Regions from separate parts of the Homo sapiens genome. Here region 1 is linked to region 2. The links are chromatin loops, found by intact Hi-C in ENCODE. Cell type or tissue: A673. All regions are shown on one strand. Each heading gives the region's core, and the rest is flanking DNA. Links, peaks and the distances in the headings are about the cores only.

Region 1 (5,000 bases), core at 1-5,000, 900 kb after region 2:
GAAATACTTTCTAAGTTAAAGTAATAGAAGGGTCAATGTTACTTGCATCAATATTATTCCTATCTACTCTCTTCTCAAGATTGAGAAAGCCCTTTACCAGACTTTCAACTGCCCTGGAAACCTGTCAAGTCATTCTCTAAAACTAAATATCTGCCATATCACTTGTTCATCACAGGAGCCAAGGGACCATTGGAAAATCTTAGCCTTTTGCCATGTGACAATCTCTTCTTCATTTGGACAACCATGAGCTTGATAAATTCTCACTAATGTTCCTAGAGCCTAGTACCTTAAGTACTGGGACATTCAAAATTTAAGCAATATATATTACATTTAGGGAGAAGAAGGATAAAAATATGAAATGCTGGTCAAAGTTTTAGATCTTGCTCTTTGTCCTGAGAAATTATGCATGCTTGCTTTCTTGTGCTATTTGTAAAAGTGTACAGGGGAGAAAAAGCCAGCTCTCAGAACTTCAAATGAGAAAGAAAAAGTTGCAGTCAGAGGCTAGTACTGACAATCATCACAGTTATATACAAAGAGGTCAGGTCCATCAGCCTAAGAAAGAAGGGACCTCTCAGGTTCTGTCCACAGAGCATGACTGAAAATGAACCTCTCTGTAAATGTCCCTTTGGAATGGGAGGATCTTCAGTATCTGCTCTTCTAAAACAAAAAGAAAGAAACCCCACTAGCAAAGCACTGAGAAACCAGTAGATCTGATTAATCCCTAGTATTAACTTCAGTAGAAAATAAAATGGTCTTTCTTGTAAAATCCTTTTTGTTAATATCTGATTTCTGAATTTCTCACACAATGTCATACTTTTTTAAAAAATCAATAAATTAATTAAGAACCTAGAAAGTAAAAGGGAGCCCCTAATTTTAGCCAGAAATTCTTCCAAAAACAATCAGCATCAAAACTGTCCCTCAATTGCAATGAGATACAAAAGATTTCTTTCAGAAGATAGTCATAACAATGTTTTTCACAACCCTTTATCTCCTACTGCTTCCCTCCTCGGTTATTAAATACTTTCAGTATTAAAGCCTGTCGTTACATGGGAATTTCATTGATTTGAAAAAAATCTGGGCTCCCTTTCAATCTGCAGAACTGCAATGCATCATCATGTCTGATGTCATTGAAAAGAGTTGGCACTTCTATTAACATTTGTCTTAATAAATACGCTGATAGTCAAAAGAATTATGTTGCCTAGGATTCTCAAAAGAAAGAATGGGAATTACATCAGCTGATGATAGGTGGCAAATTTTGCTTCTGAAGGATGGGAATGAAAATGTCTGTGCCCAAATGAGAATTACATATTTCAGAAAGAGAGTTTGTGTTTCGGGGCTCTGGCAGGTTGATCATGGATCCTGCCCATCACACTGGTGGTTTGGAGCCCACTCCCCCATCTCTGCCCCAACATAGGCATCAGACTGTCTCTCACTCTCCTTTCCTTCCCTCTTCTTCTTCCCTACTACTCTTGGAGGTTCTTCTTTCTTCTTTCTTCCTCCTCCTCCTCCTCTGTCTCCTCCTCTCTTCTCTCTTTCTCTTTGTCTCTCTCCCCCCATCCATCCCCTCATCCCTCTCTCTTGCTTCCTTCCTCTTACTTTCTCTTCCTCTCATTCTCTCCTGCTTCTGTCTTTTTCTTCCATTTCACATCTGATTATTCCATTACTAACGCATAATTTTTTCTGACTCTGTATACCAGTAACCTTACCAGTCATTAAAATTCTATACTTTGCAAAACAAAAGCACATATATATGTGTGTATGTGTACATATACATATATACATATACATTCATACAATCTTTACAAAAGTAATCATCTAACCAATGCAAGTCTCAAAAACATATTAAAATTAAGCTAAATTTTGCCTGAGGATGTAGGATGAGTCCCTACATCTCAAACTGCAACCTAACTTGGGATGTAAACTAACTGAAAGCCTAACTTAGCTGAGTCTCCGCCAATCACAGAAGCTGAGCTTCAGTCAATCACAGGCGGCCAACTAATCAGACCACGTGCAAATAAGGCGAACTGAGCTGTAGCCAATCAGGCCGGCTCCTACGCACTTCCAATTCCTATCCATAAATGCTGCCCGCCCCCACATGGAGTGGCTCTCTGGTTGCCCATTGGCCAACGGTTCTTTGCACAATTAACTTTGTAAAATTTAATTTGTCTAAAGTTTTGTTTTTGTTTTTGTTTTTAAACACATACAGTACCTTTCCTTTGTTTTTGTGTCATTTCTCCCCACCTTGGAAATTTCTTATTCAAAGGGAGAAAAAGAGAAAAGAGTTGACTCAAAGTGACACTCCTTAGTTCTACAAGACAAAGATTCTCTCAGGAATATATCTTTTATTCACGTTGCAAAACGGGGCTGTGGCGTTTGGGGCACCTCACCTAGAGTCAAGGTCTCTTTCTCAGGCGGTGTCTTCAGCACTGATCCGGAAGCTTCTGGGAGGTAGGTGGTTGACTGCTCTTCCCCAAAGGAATCAGAGGACAGAGCCCTAGTTTGACTTTGCTGCCACCTTGTGGTAATGGGGCTACTCGCAACAGGAACCTCTGCGGACAGCCTCTTCGCAAAGTTGCTCTTAAAGTCAGAATACGTAGCATTAACTGAATCGAGTACCTGTTTAACAACAAAAACAGCTGTAAGTCCACTGGCCTCAGTGATGCAAAAGTAAAAATTCCCTATAAGAGAATTACAAATGACTCATCTAGTACAACACCAATAAAATATATATAATGAGATTTTTTTAATTTTTGTAACCTAGATATTATTTTATATATTTGTATATATTTTTGTATATAGTTATACGTAAAATGTTATATTTTATAGTTACATATTATATAAACATAAATATGTTATGTTTTATATATTTATATATTATATAAACATAAATATGTTGTTTTATATATTTATATATTATATAAACATAAATATGTTGTTTTATATATTTATATATTATATAAACATAAATATGTTATGTTTTATATATTTATATATTATATAAACATAAATATGTTATGTTTTATATATTTATATATTATATAAACATAAATATGTTATGTTTTATATATTTATATATTATATAAACATAAGTATGTTGTTTTATATATTTATATATTATATAAACATAAGTATGTTATGTTTTATATATTTATATTTATATATAAAATATGTTATATTTTATATATTTTTATATTGATATTTATATACAAAAGTTATATTTTATGTTTATATTTATAAAACATGTTATTTTATATGTATTTATATATAAAAATGTTACGTATTTTTATATATTTATGTGTAAACTGTTACATTTTTATATGTATTTATGTGTAAAATGTTATTTTTTTATGTTTATATGTGAAATATATTATTTTATATGTAAAATAGATATATATTTCTTCTATCTAAAAAACACCAAAATGCCACTACTTACTTAGAGCCTCTGCTCAAGGGTCTGTAGGTATACCAATGTAGTTTAGGGAGTAATTACATTTATAAATATTACCATTACATATCAGTGTAAAATATGACATATGATATAACACTATGTACTGAACATGCAAGATGTTTGTATGAAATGATAAAATTTCAAATCTGGATATAAACAGCAATTTTCTAGTCCAAACCCTTCATTTCACAGATGGGGAAGCTGAGGCCTAGAGAAAGTAAGTGATTTGCTCAACATCTGTCCATCTTCTCTAAGAAACACCAGGAGTTTGATATTTATAGAGCCTGTAGTAGTGAACCATCCCATGTAGCCATGTGAAATTAAAATGCAAGTGACAAACTGGAATTATCTTTTAATAAAATGACAGACAATTTAGATTAAAATCCTAGTCATAAAGAGCTCTTATAGAAATTGACAAGTTTACCAACTCAACAGAAAAACTGGGCCATAGGACATTAAAAAGACAATTCATAAAAGAGATATATAAATGCCCAAAAGATATTTAATCTCACTAGCAATCAAAGAAATGCAAATTTAAAACAGCAATGAGATGTTAGCAATAATTTTTTTGTGACAATCCCTGGTGTTGAAGGTGCCAAAAACAAACACTGGCATACACTGCTGTGGAGGTTAAATTAGTATCTGGAAAGGACTTTTGGACAATGTGCGTCAAAAGCCTTCATATATGTGCATAACTTCTACTGACCCAGCAATATCACCTCTAAGAATTTAAAAAAGAAATCAGCCGGCCGTGGCGGCTCATGCTTGAAATCGTAGCTCTTTGTGAGGCTGAGGCAGGCAGATTGCTTGAGCCCAGGTGTTCGGGACCAGCCTGGGCAACAAGACAAAACCCTGTCTCTACAAAAAATACAAGAATGAGTTGAGCGTGGTGGTGTGTACTTGTAGTCCTAGCTACTTGATGGGGCTGAGGCAGGAGGATTGCTTGCTGCAGTGAGCCGCATTGGCGCTGCTGCACTCCAGCCTGGGCGACAAAGTGAGACCCTGTCTCAAAATAAAAACAAAAAAAGAAAAAAGAAATCTAAGATATGAGCCAAGATGGAGAAAACATCCAGCATTTATTGAGTAGTTACTATGTATGAAACCATATGTACAGGGTTTTACACGTTTGTATTTAATCCTAAGAAACATCTGTGAAGCAGATCTTATTTACGCCCATTTTATCAGTGAAGAAACTGAGGCTTAGAGGTCAAGTGAATTGTCCAAGACTACACAGTAAGTGGCGATGCCACACCTGAGGCTCACCTGTCTGACCCCAGAGTCCAGGCTCTCAACTGAGAACATGAGGGTGTGTACTGCATTTTACATGTTTGTAAGTACAAAAAGATGTGAGACAGAGACTAAGTGTTTACCAGTGGAGAACTGACTAGGCAAACTAACAGGACATCTCTAAGAGGGACTGCTCTGCTGCCATCAGAAATGACATACATTAGGGAAATGTAAACTAAACCACACCAAAGCACCACTTCACACCCACGAGGATGGCTAGAATTTTTTTAATGGAAACTAATAAGCATTGGTAAGGATGCGAAGA
Region 2 (16,352 bases), core at 5,779-10,778:
ATGGGAATTGTTATTTCATCAACTAGGACATTAAAAGGTTTGAGTAACAATAAGAAATTTGATATAGCTATTTGGTTTTTAAATCATTAGACTGGAAAAGAAAATTTTTTAAATGGCTTTATCACCAGAACACAATGTCTGATTCCTCTGATGATAATGCAAGCTGAAGTGGTATATAAAATCCTCTCTGCCACTTTTAAACTCTGGCAGAGATAGCTACTCCTTCCAACTGATAGTGTCTGATCGGATAACTATGTTCCTTTTTAAACTCTCAAATTCTATAATTTCTGAAGTGCTGAGATACTGTCATAGTTATGGAAGCATTTTCTAGCTTTGAGTTTTTATAGATCTAGCCTCAGCCATACAGCCTGGTGGGTACAGGTACTTTAAGTGAATAACTGGCTTTATTAATCTCAACTGGAAGTGGCCGAGTTGAACTGAAACTAAACACAGACACACACACACACACACACACACACACACACACACACAAATCAGTAGTATTACCAAACTACAACCACTAAGGAGCATACTCATCCAATTTTAATTTGAGCATCAGACGCAAAAAGACAGAAACAATATGTATGCTTCGTCTGTCATTCTAATCTGAACACACAATGTCTTCAAGTCAACAACTTAGGTAGATGGAGCAGACTGGCCAAAAATAAATTTCTATTGGCAACACTTCTGTGAAATTCTACTGGTCCTTTATAATGTGCCAGTGTTTCACTCTCTAATCATATATTGCCCAGTGCATACATTCATTTAAACAAAATCCTTCTTTTCTTCAAGTAATTAAAACTCTTTAATCTTTTATCTATTTTAAGCCTACTTCCATTAATATTTGTATTTAGACATTTGTCTAAAGTGAAAAGTGTCCCACCAGAGCATGCTGAACCTTGGTATCTTCCTTGTGAATAAAATTTAGCTGGACACATAGCCACTCAACTACAGAATGCAGTTTCCAGACTCCTTTGCAGCCAGGTATGGCCGTACGACATCATTGGAACATGAGTGAAAATGATGTGTACAAAGGAATTGTTTGTTCTCCTTTTCCACTCTTTTCACTTCTGATATGGTTTGGCTGTGTCCCCACCCAAATCTCATCTTGAATTGTAGCTCCCATAATCCCCACGTGTTGTGGGAGGGACCTGGTGGGAGGTAATTGAATCATGGGAGTGGGTTTTCCCCCAGCTGTTCTCGTGATAGTGAATAAGTGTCAAGAGATTTGGTGGGTTTATAAAGGGGAGTTCCCCTGCAAATGCTCTCTTGCCTGCCACCATGCAAGGCATGCCTTTGCTACCCCTTCCCATTCTGCCATGATTGTAAGTTTCCTGAGGCCTCACCTGCCATGTGGAACTGTGAGTCCACTAAACCTCTTTTTCTTTATAAATTACCCAGTCTCTAGTATGTCTTTATTAGCAGCATGAGAATGGACTAATACAACTTCCCTATTGGTAGAGAAGTACCCTGAAGTATTAGAACATTATACAATTATCTTAATAGAAACAGCATGCTGACAATGCATGATCAGACAGGTAGATCAATATAGACACCAAAAAGGGGGAATACATCTAAGTACATACAGGGAATAACAAAAAGCAGTAGCATTTTATGTAAATTAGTATTGTCTATTTAAAAGGAAAGAAGACTATTAATAAAGTCAGTAAAAACGCATCAAGAATAACACAATCTGAAACCTGGCACAGAGAATGCAAACTGTGTTTTTAAGACTGTTACCACCTGAGGGCACTACTTCAGCTGACTAGAAGAAATGCGGGTGATCCTTTGTAGAATTTGTCTTGAATTTGCCAAACCTTCAAAAATAATTTTTTAGCCAAAAATGATCACTGTCGTATCTACGGTTAATGTAGCATGTCAAAAAGCGGGAAACAGATGGATGACTCACCAAATGGGGCTGGGCAACCAACTAACCATATGAGGGGGAAAAGCAAAGTTGCATCCCTACTTCACTACTTACTCTAAAATAATTCCACTGGGATTTGAATTTTAAATAGAAAAAACAAATCCACAAGAGTACCAGAGGACGTTTACTATAATAATAATTTTTAAATCTTTATATTTTTAGGGGCAGGGAAGAGCATTCAAAGGATGAAGGAAAGCATCTGACCATTCTTTCCATATCACTAACTCCCCAACATCCTTCCTGGCATTATGGTTACCCCACCCCTGAGTTTAACAAAGTTAAAAAACAAAATGGGAATGGAAAACGAGGGAGCAACCCAGTCACTTAATTTTTCATGCCAAAGTCACTCAATTTTTTATAAGCCCAGATTCAGGGGTTGACCCTTTGTGCCCTGGAAACACTGCACGTGACCCCAGCACTGCTAGCTCCAGCTTCTGAGCCTGAAATACTCTTTAGCCTAAACCTGGCCCTAATACACACAACAATCACAAAAAACAATAAGAATAATAAAGAACCCAGCAACCGTTGGAACCCTGAGGAAGCCGACGGTGAGTGAAACCTTCCCGACTTCTAAAACCAGCTCCAAGTCAAGTCTGTGAATTTGAGTCTCGCAGGATGCCCCTTTCTTCCTGTATCACTCCGCCAGAGAATATTTTTTAGGAACATAGAGCACTAGAATGAGTGGCTATCTCTAAAGCCATCTTAAGTTTATATTCTTCAGCAGCTGACTCAATAACCTGACTTTGACATTAAGCCGACTTCACAGACCAACTGTCACTTCAAAGAACAAGAAAAACCTTGAGTAAAAGTTAAATGAAAAGTGTTTTCCAAATCACTCGCAAAGGAAACAGATCAGGTTGTTGTAATAAAGAATGTAATCAACTCATTTCATGAGCTAAAAAGGTATCCTCAGAAACAGGAACGCTTGACTCAGGGTAGACTGACTCTGTCAAAGGTTTGGGGCCTGATGTTGACGACTGGCAAAGACCGAGATGAAATGAACTCATTTTGACATTCAAGTTAGAGTTTTCTAATCTAATCCATAGCAATCATCCTGAGGTAAAATACCAAGGTGCCACTTTTATAGTCATTGATGGGGAACTAAGCCATTAATGACTCTTCTAAGTAATACAGCAGTTAGTGAGTGACAGAATCAAGACTCAGATGAGGTCCTCTGACTCTACAATCAAAGGTGTTTGACTCCATCCCTCTAGCACCCTCCATGGTGGAAACGACATTTAGGTCAATTTATAACATCCGAAAAAGACAGACTAGCTGTACAACTATTAATAGATAGGAAATTGACTTATCTTTGGGCAATGGCAAGGGAAAAGGCTTTTATGAATGCCATTTTTTTTTTTTTTGGAAAAGTAACTAACCCTATTATCCTAGGCATTGGATTTTAAAAATGCCATCTGAAATATACAGTTCAGGTATCTCTTCTGAAGTAAAATATTGGTATGTATCAGTTGGAAAAGACTCTTTTCCACCCCCCAATTGTTAGTGTAGCTAAGATGATACACTTAAGACTTACACGAGTAAAGAATCACCTCAAAGAAATGCTCAGTAAGTCTTTGGTTTCTCTGGATTGGCATAAGGGAGTCTGTGTCCCTGTAGAAGAGGCTGCCAGGGGTTCCCCAATATATATTCTCCTCTCTTTTGTAGTGAGAGAACTGAGTACATAGGCTTATGTGTTTTCCAGCCTCACTTGTAGTTAAGTGTGACCATATGTCTATGTTCTGAAATATGAGGACAAAAAGAAGTTAAATTCTAGAATGTTTCCTTAAAAAATGGGGGCATATTTTTTGCTCTTCTTCCTTTCTACTGTCTGAAACGTGGGAGTGATGGCTTTAGCTCAAATAACCATTTTGGACAATGATGTTTAAGCCACCATTGCAGATGGTGAAGCAACGAGATGGGAGGCTGGGTCCTGGAAGGTTAGGAATCCCCATACTAGCCCTAGACTATTTACCTGCAAGTCTGTTTCCCTGGGACAGAAATAACTTTCTAACTTGTTTGAACTGTTGTTCACTGGAGAGTAGAACTTAATTCTAACACATCATCGGCCGGGCGCGGTGGCTCAGGCCTGTAATCCCAGCACTTTGGGAGGCCGAGGCAGGCGGATCACGAGGTCAGGAGATCGAGACCATCCTGGCTAACACGGTGAAACCCCATCTCTACTAAAAATACAAAAAATTAGCCGGGTGTGGTGGCGGGCACCTGTAGTCCCAGCTACTCGGGAGGCTGAGGCAGGAGAATGGCATGAACCCGGGAGGCGGAGCTTGCAGTGAGCCGAGATCGCGCCACTGCACTCTAGCCTGGGCGACAGAGCGAGACTCCATCTCAAAAATAAAAAAAAAAAAAACACATCGCCAATAATTTTTTTTTTTTTGCTTTGTAATATTCAAGTCATCAGTTGGCTCAAAAGGTGTCATTAAATCATCAAAATTTTAATTTACTTCAAATTAAAAAATATTTTCCACAAGCACATGTCTGAGTATACATGCAGGTAGAGTGGGGACACTTGCAGAATTAAAAAGGATCAAAAGTCCCACTGTAAGGTACATCAAGTATCGTTGATCCACGCTTGCACAGAAACCTACTTATGTCCTTTTCACAACACCTAAAAGATTGTGTTGCCTAACATACTGTATTGCAAGTGTTCGTTTAGGAGTTTACCAACACCATTCCCACTCCCTGCCATCTAGACTAGGAAGTTTCTGGTTCACCATCAAATCCTCAATGCCTAGCATTGTGCCAGGCACTCAAAAAACTGGGTGAACATGTGAAAGACTGGCCTTCGCAATAAGGACCCTTCTCATGATTTGAAATCCTCTCAAAATACAAGTTGAGGATCCCTAATCCGAAATCCACAAAGCTCCGAAATCCACAAAGCTCCGAAATCTGAAATGCTCCAAAATCCAAAATTTTGTGAGCGTCAACATGACACTCAAAGAAAGTGTTCATTGAAGGTTTTGGGATTTCAGATTTTTGAATTGGGGATGCTCAAACGGTTAAAGTATCTGCAAAAATCCAAAAGCCAAAACACTTCTGATCCCACGCATTTCAGATAAAAAGTACTCAATTGGTACTAGTTAGATATGGTACTAAATGAGTTCTGAAATTACTCACATCCCATCAGTAATCTGACAATAAATAAACAGTCATTTTAACAAAGTCTCCAAACTTCTGAATTATTAATGATGCTTAATACTATATAATGATACTTAATCAAAGTCCCAATTCTTAACTATTTTACTAAAAATAAGCCTGCCTATGTTTATACCGTTCTGTCCATAAAGAAAGAAAGAAAAAATAAGCCAGCAGAACAACCAGTACCAGAATTATATTTAGATTACCCTGGTAACCTAGATTACCTAAAAAAACCTAACATCTAAAAAATCCCTAATCCAGATTACCAGAGTAATCTAAATATAATTCACCCAATGGTTGTGGTAGTAAAAATATCACCCTGTATGTCATTATTATTCAGAATCATAAGGAAATAAACCACTCTACATAAGAATATTCTTTCTAAAATGTAATATACTCAGCCTTTTTGTCTTTTATTTCTTTACCTATAGAGATAATTATAGTTACTCATAGGTTCTTTTTTCCAAGACCACATGATTTTTAATGTGCTTCTCAAATAATACTCTCTCAATGAAAGGTAAAATAATAGTGTTTATTATATAATTTGCTACCTTCTTAAGTAGAATACATTCAACATAATTCAACTTTTTGTTATGACTCATGAGAGTAGGTCATCTTAAAAATAACTAATTATATAATTCCGTGTTGAATCCGATTCCTTATATAATAGGCATGTGTAGACAAGATATGTAGCAAGCACCTAAGGTTTAAAAAACATGAGCACATCTTGAAATGGACAAAAAGTCATATTAAATGTTCTCCTTTTTCAAGATTTCAGGATGTTGCAGAAAGAATGCCATAACTTCTGGGGGCTCTGTCATCCACTGAGTTTGAGGACCAACTAGAGCAATAATTTTGAATCTGTATTTCTTTTAAGGCTAATCTTAATATCTAAGTCATAAAGGACTTGACAGAAGTATAAAGGAATAGCCTCACGTATAGCCTGAGACACATACAAAGGCAGAAATCGGGCTGAATGACCTAGTCAAACACTGCACACAGCCTGGGTAAACACCCAATTCACGGTGTCCTTACCTGCCTCGATTAGCAAGATGGCCCAGCAATGCCTCCTGAGGGACCTATGTGCCCCTCTTCTTCTCCTGCATCACTTTTAACCTGTACACGTACACACACGCACACACACACACACACAATTAAGTTATAAGTTACATGTTAAATCCAGATGGTTTGAAGGGCTAAATGGTAAAGTAATAATGATAACAGCAATAATAACAAATATTTAGGGAATATATAGGGAAGTATTTTTACAATCCTGCATAGGGAAAGGCCTTCTATACTTTTCTTCTTCAACAGTGCCTTGATTGGTCCTAGGGGACCACTTACTCCCACTCAGTCCACGTGATTTGGGCCGGGATGAGCAACCTCAAACTCCGAAGATAAGCATGGATGTAGGCCTGGCCAATCATAGTCTCATACACCCTCCTGGTCACAGGGTCTGTTCATGAATAGGACACATAACCTAAGCCAAGACAATCAGAGGAAATGAGACTCTAGAATAAGACTTCTGTTGAAACTACTGGGAACAAATATTTTCTTGGAAGGGTTGCTGAGAGGCCAGAATGCAAACGCAGAGCTCCCGGCAGCCATCTTGCCACCAGGAAGGGAAGCCTCTTCTGAAGATGGAGACAGCATAGAATGAGGCGGACCTGAAAACGGGGTTAGGTAAGCAAGTCAACTGAATGATGTCGCTCGTGCCTCTGAATACAGAACTGCCTAAAGTTGCACTTACCCCTTTTTTTCCTAGGTCAGTTTACAGTTTGGGGCTGCAAACAAAAATTATAACGAACACACCTCCTTAGAGCATTCCAAATGAAATTAAAATTGCAAAATGCACAAAGGAAAAAAAATCTCTTTGCTCATACCTTTTCAATATAGAGAATATAAATCAAGATCTGAATACCAATCCCTAGATGTAGACAATCTTACCAACATAAAAATGTGATTGCCTGTCCCAGTATGAAAAACATCCTCCTGTAAACATTGCTACAACAATTTTTGAATCATTTAATTATTTGAAGATTACATCTCCAAGTATCAACAATAATAGAATATTATTACCTGCTTAGGAATAGACAGATTCAAAAAGATTTTAAAAGGAGGTGGCAGGCCATTAAAAACAACATGACAAATCATTTCTATAAAACTATTATTAGTGTCATGAAACTGTCCTGGTAGTATCTTTTGAGAAAATATGCACCAAAGAATTCCTGAAAATATGCTGCTAAACCTTGATTACAGCCTTCTGTAAATAGATGTAATCTAGGAAAACTCAAAAGCCTGTTATTTGTATAAATATAACATATTCAAGCTGACAAGCTGAAATTATCCGCCCTTTGTATTCTCCTCATAAGCACAGACTGTGTTATAAACAAATCCTTGCTAGTCTAGGCACCAGTTGAAATCCCCCCCTCCAAAATGGAGGCTATTGATAAAAGGCTTTTAATAAGTCGTAGTACAGATAGAAACACATGTATGTGGTGACTGATAGTAAAGTATTAAGTTTTCTTATAATACTAAAAATTCAAATGCTTAGAGTCCAGACAAGACAAAAGCAGGGACCAAGGAAATGGTTATTGATGACCATGTAATGAACCTGAAGGAACGAGTCCCAACCAAAGGGGGCAGCAGTCACTCATGAATACATCTTCCCAATTCTGATTTTTCAAAAGAAGCTAGAAAACAAATTTTGTGTGTAATCTCTTGATATCAAAAACATGTGGCCCATTGGCCTCTAAAGTATTTTGCTTGACACACAATTTCTTAACATTTGTCACAGACATTTAAGATCTAGAGATTTCACACAAAATTTTGCAGTGACTGTTGCCACCTTGTCCAAGATGTAAGGGTGAGAGATTCGGACCAATCTCTAAAGAAGCTCAAAGTTAGGACTGAGCAAGTATGGGCTGGAATTTGAGCAACGATCAAAGAGCAAGTATCCCAGCAGTTATGCACAAATCTCTAATTCTTAGATTTTAGACAAGTCATCTTCCCTCTCTGGGCCTGTTTCCATAAAATGACAAAACTAGATTAAGTAATAATATGAACGTTTCCTTCAGCAATACAATTTTATCATTCTATAAGAAGTCCCTAAAATAGCATCCCTATAAGTGAAAATTCTAGATTTCACCCATAACTAATAATGTACAAAATAGTTTACAAAAGAGAAACACCCACTACCTGTACTATTCATATTAGTAAATGAGTGTGTAAAAATAACTGACAAACTAATGTAATTCACAGACCTGTGTATTAAGTAGCTTCATGAATTTTATGAAGTTTTTCATGTCAAATACCATTAGAGAAACCACGCTCAACCTCAAAAGTCTCACAATCACACAGAAAGGGTCTTTATCTGTAGGAAGTATGGAACAGAACTACTGAACAAAATGAATGTATTTTAATACCACTCCCTAAAACACGGGAAGGAATTCTCTCCTGTATACACCCAAAAGTTTTTCTAAAACGGGAAAAAAAGGTGAAATCACAAAATCAAACACAATAAAGGTCAAGCTAAAGAATCATCTAGACTGGCAGCAATACCATAACTTCCTGTTATAAATATAAAGTAATGGGCTTTCAAATCAGAAATGCAATTTGATAGAAAGGCCATTCTACCAGGCTCTGGAAATTGAGTCCAAGGTGGACACTATCTGCCTCTCTCCAGCACTGTCCCTCCCCATCATTATCACCATTAATGATTTCCCTAATTCCACACATTACGTAAACAAAGAAAAAGGTAGCCATAAAAAAAAAAAACATCAGAAGGTTAATCATCAGCATTTATTAAAAATTAATAGCACTACTGGTGTTTTCAGCATTTTTAAATTTGAAAATTTTAAAATTAAAAGTATAATTTTAATATTAATATCAATATTAATTTTCAATGTGTGCTATTTCTAAAATGAAGAAAATACTCTAATAATGATCCCAAGTAAATTTTCTTTATGTAACCAGAATCAATTCAGCGGGAGAGGAATATTCTTCTGTCTGGGTATAATTATGTTTGGGGCTGCCTGCATTAACTTCAATCTTCCCTCCTGACATCTTTATAAATTTAACTTCATGATAATGTTCTATTCCTTTATCCTACTTCTTTAAAATAATCTCTCAAAGAAATCTTTAAGAATGTTTTATAATAATCACAAGAAATTAGTAATTATGGATTTGTAATTAGTAACCACTGAATCTTAGCAGGAATTACGAAAAAGAAAATCTATGGAATAGTATGTGTCAAACAAATAGTCACACCTTGCTTGCCTTATTCAACTGGGCAGAAATCAGACTTCAGTGAAAACTTTTAAAAACTTCTTTCAGGTTAAATGAGCAGACACTTTTTGAATTAACAGAATTCTAATTTTTAAAATCTCTTAAAAGAGACAATCTGATGTATTAACAAAAGAACAAAACAGAAGCTTGGTGATCTGGACTCAGGTACCAGCTGGTGCTACTGCTGACTGGCTATGATGTAACTTCAGGCAAGTTCAAAAATGCTCCCTGGGTCCTAAGCACTCTTGCTCTGTGAAATCAGGATGGGGACTTCTTTTTTTTTTGAGATGGAGTTTTGCTCTGCTGTCCAGGCTAGAGTGCACTGGCGCGATCTTGGCTCACTGCAACCTCCGCCTCTTGAGTTCACGTGATTCTCCTGCCTCAGCCTCCCAAGTAGCTGGGATTACAGACATCTGCCACCATGCCCAGCTAATTTTTGTATTTATAGTAGAGCCGAGGGTTCACCATGTTGGCCAAGCTGGTCTTGAACTCCTGACCTCAAGTGATCCACCCACCTCGGCCTTCCAAAGTGCTGAGATTACGGGCACGAGCCACTGTGCCTGGCCTAGGATGTGGACTTCTGAAGTCCATCATAATTCTATGGTAAGCCCCTTTCTGATAATATTGTATCCAATTCACAGGGTAATTAAAATAGTTCAAAGAGTTATCAACACTGCACCCTTTTGTCAGTTCTTCATTGTATATCCACCCAGGGGAAGTGTCATTGATAGATTTCTGAGCCTTAATCCCTTAAATCATAACAATATCCCAGAAATATTAGGTGTGTCCTAGAAAGTCTATAAAGATCTTCACTCACTTTTTTTTTTTTTGAAACAAAACTGCCTTCCCTTCTTCCTCCTGTTCTTTTTCTCTGTCAAATTAAAATATTTCCCTTAAGGTAAACTTCACAAATAAGGGTCTACAAACTCCTCTATGCGCCCTTATTCTGGGTTTTCTTTTCACTAACATGAAGCTATTCTCATCTACACGATCCCTCCGACAACTTGCCCACTCCCTACATTTCAGAAGACACTCTCAAAGCTCTTGCTCTGTAGCCCCGACCTATCCCCCAAGCTTCAGACTCTCACAGAAACTATGTGTTGTACAAAGCCACATGGACATCCCATGGATGCCTCAAACTCAACATGTCCAAAACTAACCTCCCCCAAACATGTTCCTCCTCCCAAATTCTCTATCCCACTTCACAGCACCTCATGCCCACCACCATCCCAGGCACCCAGCCAGAGACGGGGAATCTACCTCACCACTCCTTCATCTCCCTGACTCAACACACATGATACACAGACAAGGCTTTTATCTCTTACATGTGTTTTGAAACTGCCCCCTTCTCTCTATTCCTGCGACCATCACCAAGTTCAAGTAACTTTTCTTTTATTCACATGTTTTCATCAAGCTTAGGTTCTCACCACCTCCTGCTTAAGAGGCAAAACCTCTTTTTATATACAAAGCATGCATACACACACACACACACACACACACACACACACACACACACACACACACAGAGTACATAAAACATATACACAGTATCTCTGTGGTATTAAAATGTCATAAGGGAGAGGGTGATTAAGAAAAAAATGTCTAAAAAGCCCAGGATGGTCGGGGAAGCATAATGATGAAAAGGTTGAGAAATGCTACAGTTATTGGATTTATAGCTCCTTATCAGCAAAGACTGTATAAATGTACATGATAAAATCTCTAAGATAAATAATTCAAATTAAAATAATTTGCATTTTTGTTTTCTCCAAAAATTTCTTTTGTATCTTGGATATTATTGAATGTAATTTGCCCTCTGCCAAAGGGATGATGCCACTGGATAGTCATGAAGATGAATAATTTCCTATTAAAAGTAACCTAGAAATTAAGGAGTTAAAGTTTTGTTTTTTTTTTTTAAGGAAATTGTTTTTTAAAACACATTATAAAATATGTGTGAGAAAGTAGCTAGGACTGAATTAAGATTGAATAGTTATTTATGTCTGTTTCCTGTTTAGCCTTTTGACAATGTTCAGCCCCATATTTTATAGTCGGCTTTGGATAAGGCTTCCCAGAATAACCTTGATGTGGGGTCGGCTGGTAGGGAGGACCCCAGAACTACATCCTGCAATTCACACCCTATGAACGCATACTCTGCTAAACTCAACAACTTCAAAACAAAAAACAAATGTCACTGTCCCATTTCCTCTGCAAAGCCCTGTTTTCAAACTCCAAAACACAAAGAATGGGAGGAAAGGAAGAGAAAAAAAAAAAAAAAACCCGAACACGTTTAGAAACAAAGGCACATTGTGAGATAACATTAAGAGTCCTTTCATATTTTTTAAATTCAGCTAAAAATTCCCCTTCAAAATCTGAAAAATGGAACAGGTGAGTCTATGAGAGAAACAAATATCACATTAGCAACGTATTTTTGATGTGTATAGAACATCCTTACTCAATATAACATACTAATTTATGGACAAATGCTTGTCAGGTTGGGCAGTTATAAAAATGAAAACCTCAAATCACAGAAAAAAATAAATAAAATAAAATGAAATAATAAAAACCTAACAACAGCAGAGGAACTTCCATGAATGGGGAGAGCTGGTGAATGTGAAGGAGAAAAAGATGATGGAGCTTTTTTACAGCACGAAGACAAAAATTCCTAGCTTTGGAAGTGGGTCTCTGAAACATGAGGGCATATTTGATTAAAAAAAAATTAAGAACAATAAAGGGAAGAAAGCTGATGGTAAAGACCAGATTCTTAATACACCATCAAAAATGGAGGGCTTCTAGTAACCTGCTATGAACTAAATTGTATCTCCCCCCAAATGTATATGTTGAAGCTCCAACCCCCAGAGTGATGGTTTCTGAAGATGGAGCATTTGGGAAATAACTGGGTTTTGAGAGGTCATGAGGGTTGTCTCACTCAGAATCAAAGTCAAACCAACAAAACTATCTCTTACCATGACCAACAAGACCATCTCTCTTCACCATCCTATCCCACCCCACCTCCAACCTTACCTATCTCCATCTTCTCTTTCTCGGACTCACTCTCCTGCAACCATAGTTGGCCTCCTGGCTGTTCACTTACTAACCAAGGTTGCTCTGATTCAGGGCCTTTGCAATACTGTCTCCTCTGCCTAGAAAGGACTTCCCTCCACTGTCTGCATGGCTTACTCCTATAGCTTCTTCCCTTACAGGGAAATAAATTTCTCTGACTCCCATCCCATACACTCTTTTTTCTCACTGCCTTATTAATCACCAGAGCCCTTACCACCATCTGACATTCTTTCATTTACTTATTTGCTAATTGTAGGTCTTCTCTACTCGAATGTAAGTTCCATGAAGGCAAGAATTTTGTCTGGCTCATCAGAGCAATGTCTTACACATACTAGGTGTTCTTTAATATTTGCTGAATGAGTTGGTCTTGCTCATCTCTGAACTGTTAGTGCCTGGTGCTAGCTGTGTATATGTTGAACTAATGAGTATTCAAAGGAAGCAAGTCATGGGAATAGATGAATTCACTCCCCAAGACAGAAAAAGAGAAAAAGGCCAAGCATGGAACACTGAGAGACTGGTAATACTTAAAAAACCAGACTGACGGCTGGGTGTGGTGGCTCACGCCTGTAATCCCAGCACTTTGGGAAGCTGAGGTGGGAGAATCAGTTGAGCCCAGGAGTTTGAGGTCAACCTGGGCACTGCAGTGAGACCCTGTCTCTAAAAAAAATAATAAAAAATAAAAAAAAGAATCAGTGATGGAAAAGAAGCCAGTGGAGGAAACAGAAGAAGAGCAACCCAAAAATTAGAAGAAAAATTAGGATAGCGTATTATGGAAGCCAAAGGAAAAATGATCAGTAGTATCATAACTTGGCAGACAGGATGCGGGCTGAAAAGAAGTGGATGCATATAAAATTAGTTGAGCTGAGGTAGTAGAGTCCAACTAATGACCCAGTTGCAGTTGGCTAAAAAAAGTGGAGGTAGAACTTTCTATGTACATCTCTTTTAGAAAGTCCATCAGTAAAGAGAAGGAAGAGTCAAATGTGCAATGGCAGGGAAATAGAGCAGAGAAGGTATTTTTCAGAATAGAAGATACTTGAGTCAACGAAGAAGGAAAGACAGAAGAAGATATAAGAGGAAGTGAAGATAACAGAGAAAAAAGTTCAGAAGGGAACGGGAAGAGTAGAGGTAACCAATTAACCTTGGGAATAAGGAAGGAGAGAGATAGGTAACAATATACAGAAACACTTGAAGGAGAGTAAAAGTGCAAGAATTCCCATCTCTAGTTTCTAAGTGAAGGAGTTCATGAGGTCATATCTGAGAGTAAGAAAGGAGAAGTGTGGTTGTGGTTAAGAGCAAAAAAAAAAAAAAAAAAAACTTTAACAGCTGTAGGAGAAAAGAAGGAAATCAATCCCTAGTTGTCTGAGGAATACACAGAATTCCTAAGGCACGACAGAGGAGCCAGGAGAGCTTGTAAGTAATTAATCAGTATCAAAGCCAGCCAACAGGGCTATAGCAGTTTCTGTCACACAGCAATTGGCAGCCTGCCAGGAGAAAAACCGAGTTAGAGTGGCTGTGCCTGGGACTGCATCTCAAGGGTCCTGTGGAGAATATATTCAATGACTGGTCATAGGGTGTGTCAGACCATTTTTGCATTGCTATAAAGAAATATCTGAGTTTGGGTAATTTATAAGAAAAGAGGTTTAATTGGCTCACAGTTCTGCAGGCTGTACAGGAAGCATGGCACTGGCATCTGTTTCTGGTGAGGTCTCAGGAAGCTTACAATCATGGCAGAAGGCTAGCAGGGAGCAGGCCTGTCACATGGCAGGAGTGGGAGCAAGAGGTGGGGGTCGAGGGAGGCACCACACACCTTTAAACAACCAGATTTCCTGAGAGCTCACTATCATGAGGACAGCACCAAGAGGACAGCATCAAATCAACCATAAGAAATCCACCCCCACAATCCAACCACCCCTACCAGGCCCCACCTTCAACACGAGGAACCACACTTCAACATGAGACTTGGGGGGACAAACACCCAAACCATATCACAGGGCTTCTGGCTAAGCAGGGAAATAAAAGCAGCAGGTTTGGGTGAGGCTGACAGAATTGGAGAACAGGAAAGAGATCAGATTTTCAAAATCAGCATGATGATGAGAAGCAAGTTTAGTTAAAGTTGGAGAAGAAAATACCTGATTGTGCAGTCTCTGAAGTGGGAAGAACAAGGTTCAGTAAGTTCTGAGGAGTAGAAATGAAGGTCGCTAAGAGACGAAGGTCTGTGATTTTGGTGGTCTTGATGAGAGACATGATGGTGGAGAGAGGGAGAAGTACAGGGACATGGGTAGTAGGGACGGGACCAAAAAAAACACCAAGAGCTGGTGACAAAGGGCCATTGAAGATGGAGCAGAGTCCACAGGTCCTGGGGGCAGCCTGGAGGGAGAACCATGTTGGCTGTGAAACTAACTGGAAATCCCACATCTTCTGATCCCAGAACAACCCAGCTCTGGAGAGATCTAGACTTACAAGTAGGCACAGTGAAGGTCACTAGGGTCACCATTTTAGTCTACCTGAAACACAATTCACTCTCTGAAAGAAGTTATAAAAAGCAAGGTCCACCTCCTAACAGTGACAGGCTAACTTTATTTAACTAAATATAGTTTTACTATATTTAGTAATCTAACTTCAAATGCTTTCAATCAGATGCTATATTAAATTGAATCAGCCTATCTTCCTAATTATTAAGCATGGCTTGGAAAAGCTGAAGGAAACACAACACTGCTAATTTGCACAGAGGCTTAGAAAGTGATTCACTTGAAAGCCCCTCCCCTAATTCAGGTAAGAAGGAAGAAGATAAGTAAACAATGATGTAAAGCTTTAATTACTGGCTCACACTTTTTATGATAAAACACACACTGCAAAATTCTAAGGTGGCCAAACAACTCTTAAGCATGCTTTGAACTTTAGTGCAAAGAAAGAGATACGTCTGTAGGCTTTTGACAAACATCTAGGTATTTTCATTTAATTTTCCCACTCTTGTTTGTTGAGTATGTTTTTCCACAAGCAGAATTAAATTAAGGAAAGCCAGGCTTTTTAAAAAGTAATTGAATATTAGCATTAGTCAACAGCAACAGTTTGTAATATGGTATTTCCACTGCAGCACCTAGGGATGGCAGAAAACGGAGGCTGCTGATAAACTGTACTGGCATCTTATCTGTACCCTTACTAGATTTCTAAAGTTTATTTAAATGGTTATTCTGTATCTGTGTCTCATAAAGGGATGTCATCAGAACTGCCACCTAAGGAGCTATTCCTAAAGACCTCAGACCTACTGATTCAGAATCTCCAAGAATAAGGATCCAACAAGTAGATTTTAACTTCTTCAGTGTCCACCACACTGTCCTGTTTAAGAACACCTGTAGTGTAATAAGGTAAGCATGAAGTGTCCCCAATTAAGAACACAATCAGCTTTAGAGCAGTGGTTCTCAGCCTTGTCTGCACAATAGAATCACCCTGGAGGACATTAAAAAATCCCAATGCTAGGCCACACCACAAACCAATTAGTACATCAGAATCCCTGGGGTAAGACCTAGATATTGGCCTTTTGCTGCCCATGGGATTCCCATAGTCAATCAAAGTTGACAACCAGTGAAGCAGAGGACCACGTCAAACAACTGTTTAATGAATAAATGAAAAAGACTAATTTAAAATTCTCTGAATTTTTCCTTATTGAACACAAGAAATGATATTCCATGCTATCAGCAACATGCAGACTAGGATCAAAGGGCTATGGACCTTATAGTAACTGGAGAGATTGTCTGTGAGTCATCAGGCAGACAACAGAAACCAAACTAAGCAGGTGGCAATGTGTTAGGAAACTCCTGAATGCATTTAACATTTAGTAAAAGGATCTCGACATCACTCCAGGCAAAAGGAATGTTGATCTAGTAGTTAAGGTAAATTTTCTTTATGGAAGAGACTGCCTCATTAAGTC

Evidence for each region. Peaks named below come from ENCODE experiments on the same cell type or tissue, not always from the same donor. Only the 100,000 strongest peaks of a DNase experiment are listed, where the experiment ranks them.
Region 1: a loop joins it to region 2, with 7 times the contacts of the local background. A loop is called at or near these places in 6 of 110 quality-filtered maps.

The regions. Positions count from the first base shown.
Region 1 is chr5:55,144,241-55,149,240 of GRCh38, forward strand. CDC20B (cell division cycle 20B) reads right to left here. Exons shown (of 12, transcript NM_001170402.1): 3 at 2,388-2,616. Among named protein-coding and RNA genes, the nearest start is that of GPX8, 13 kb to the right of the region's middle. In A673, for the core only: a CTCF peak has its summit at 2,533 (motif pointing left); DNase peaks (open chromatin) are centred at 2,031 and 2,511; H3K27me3 peaks cover 1,763 bases.
Region 2 is chr5:54,235,955-54,252,306 of GRCh38, forward strand. The region is part of intron 1 of ARL15 (ARF like GTPase 15); the gene reads right to left. Among named protein-coding and RNA genes, the nearest start is that of ARL15, 66 kb to the right of the region's middle. In A673, for the core only: a CTCF peak has its summit at 7,710; a DNase peak (open chromatin) is centred at 7,727.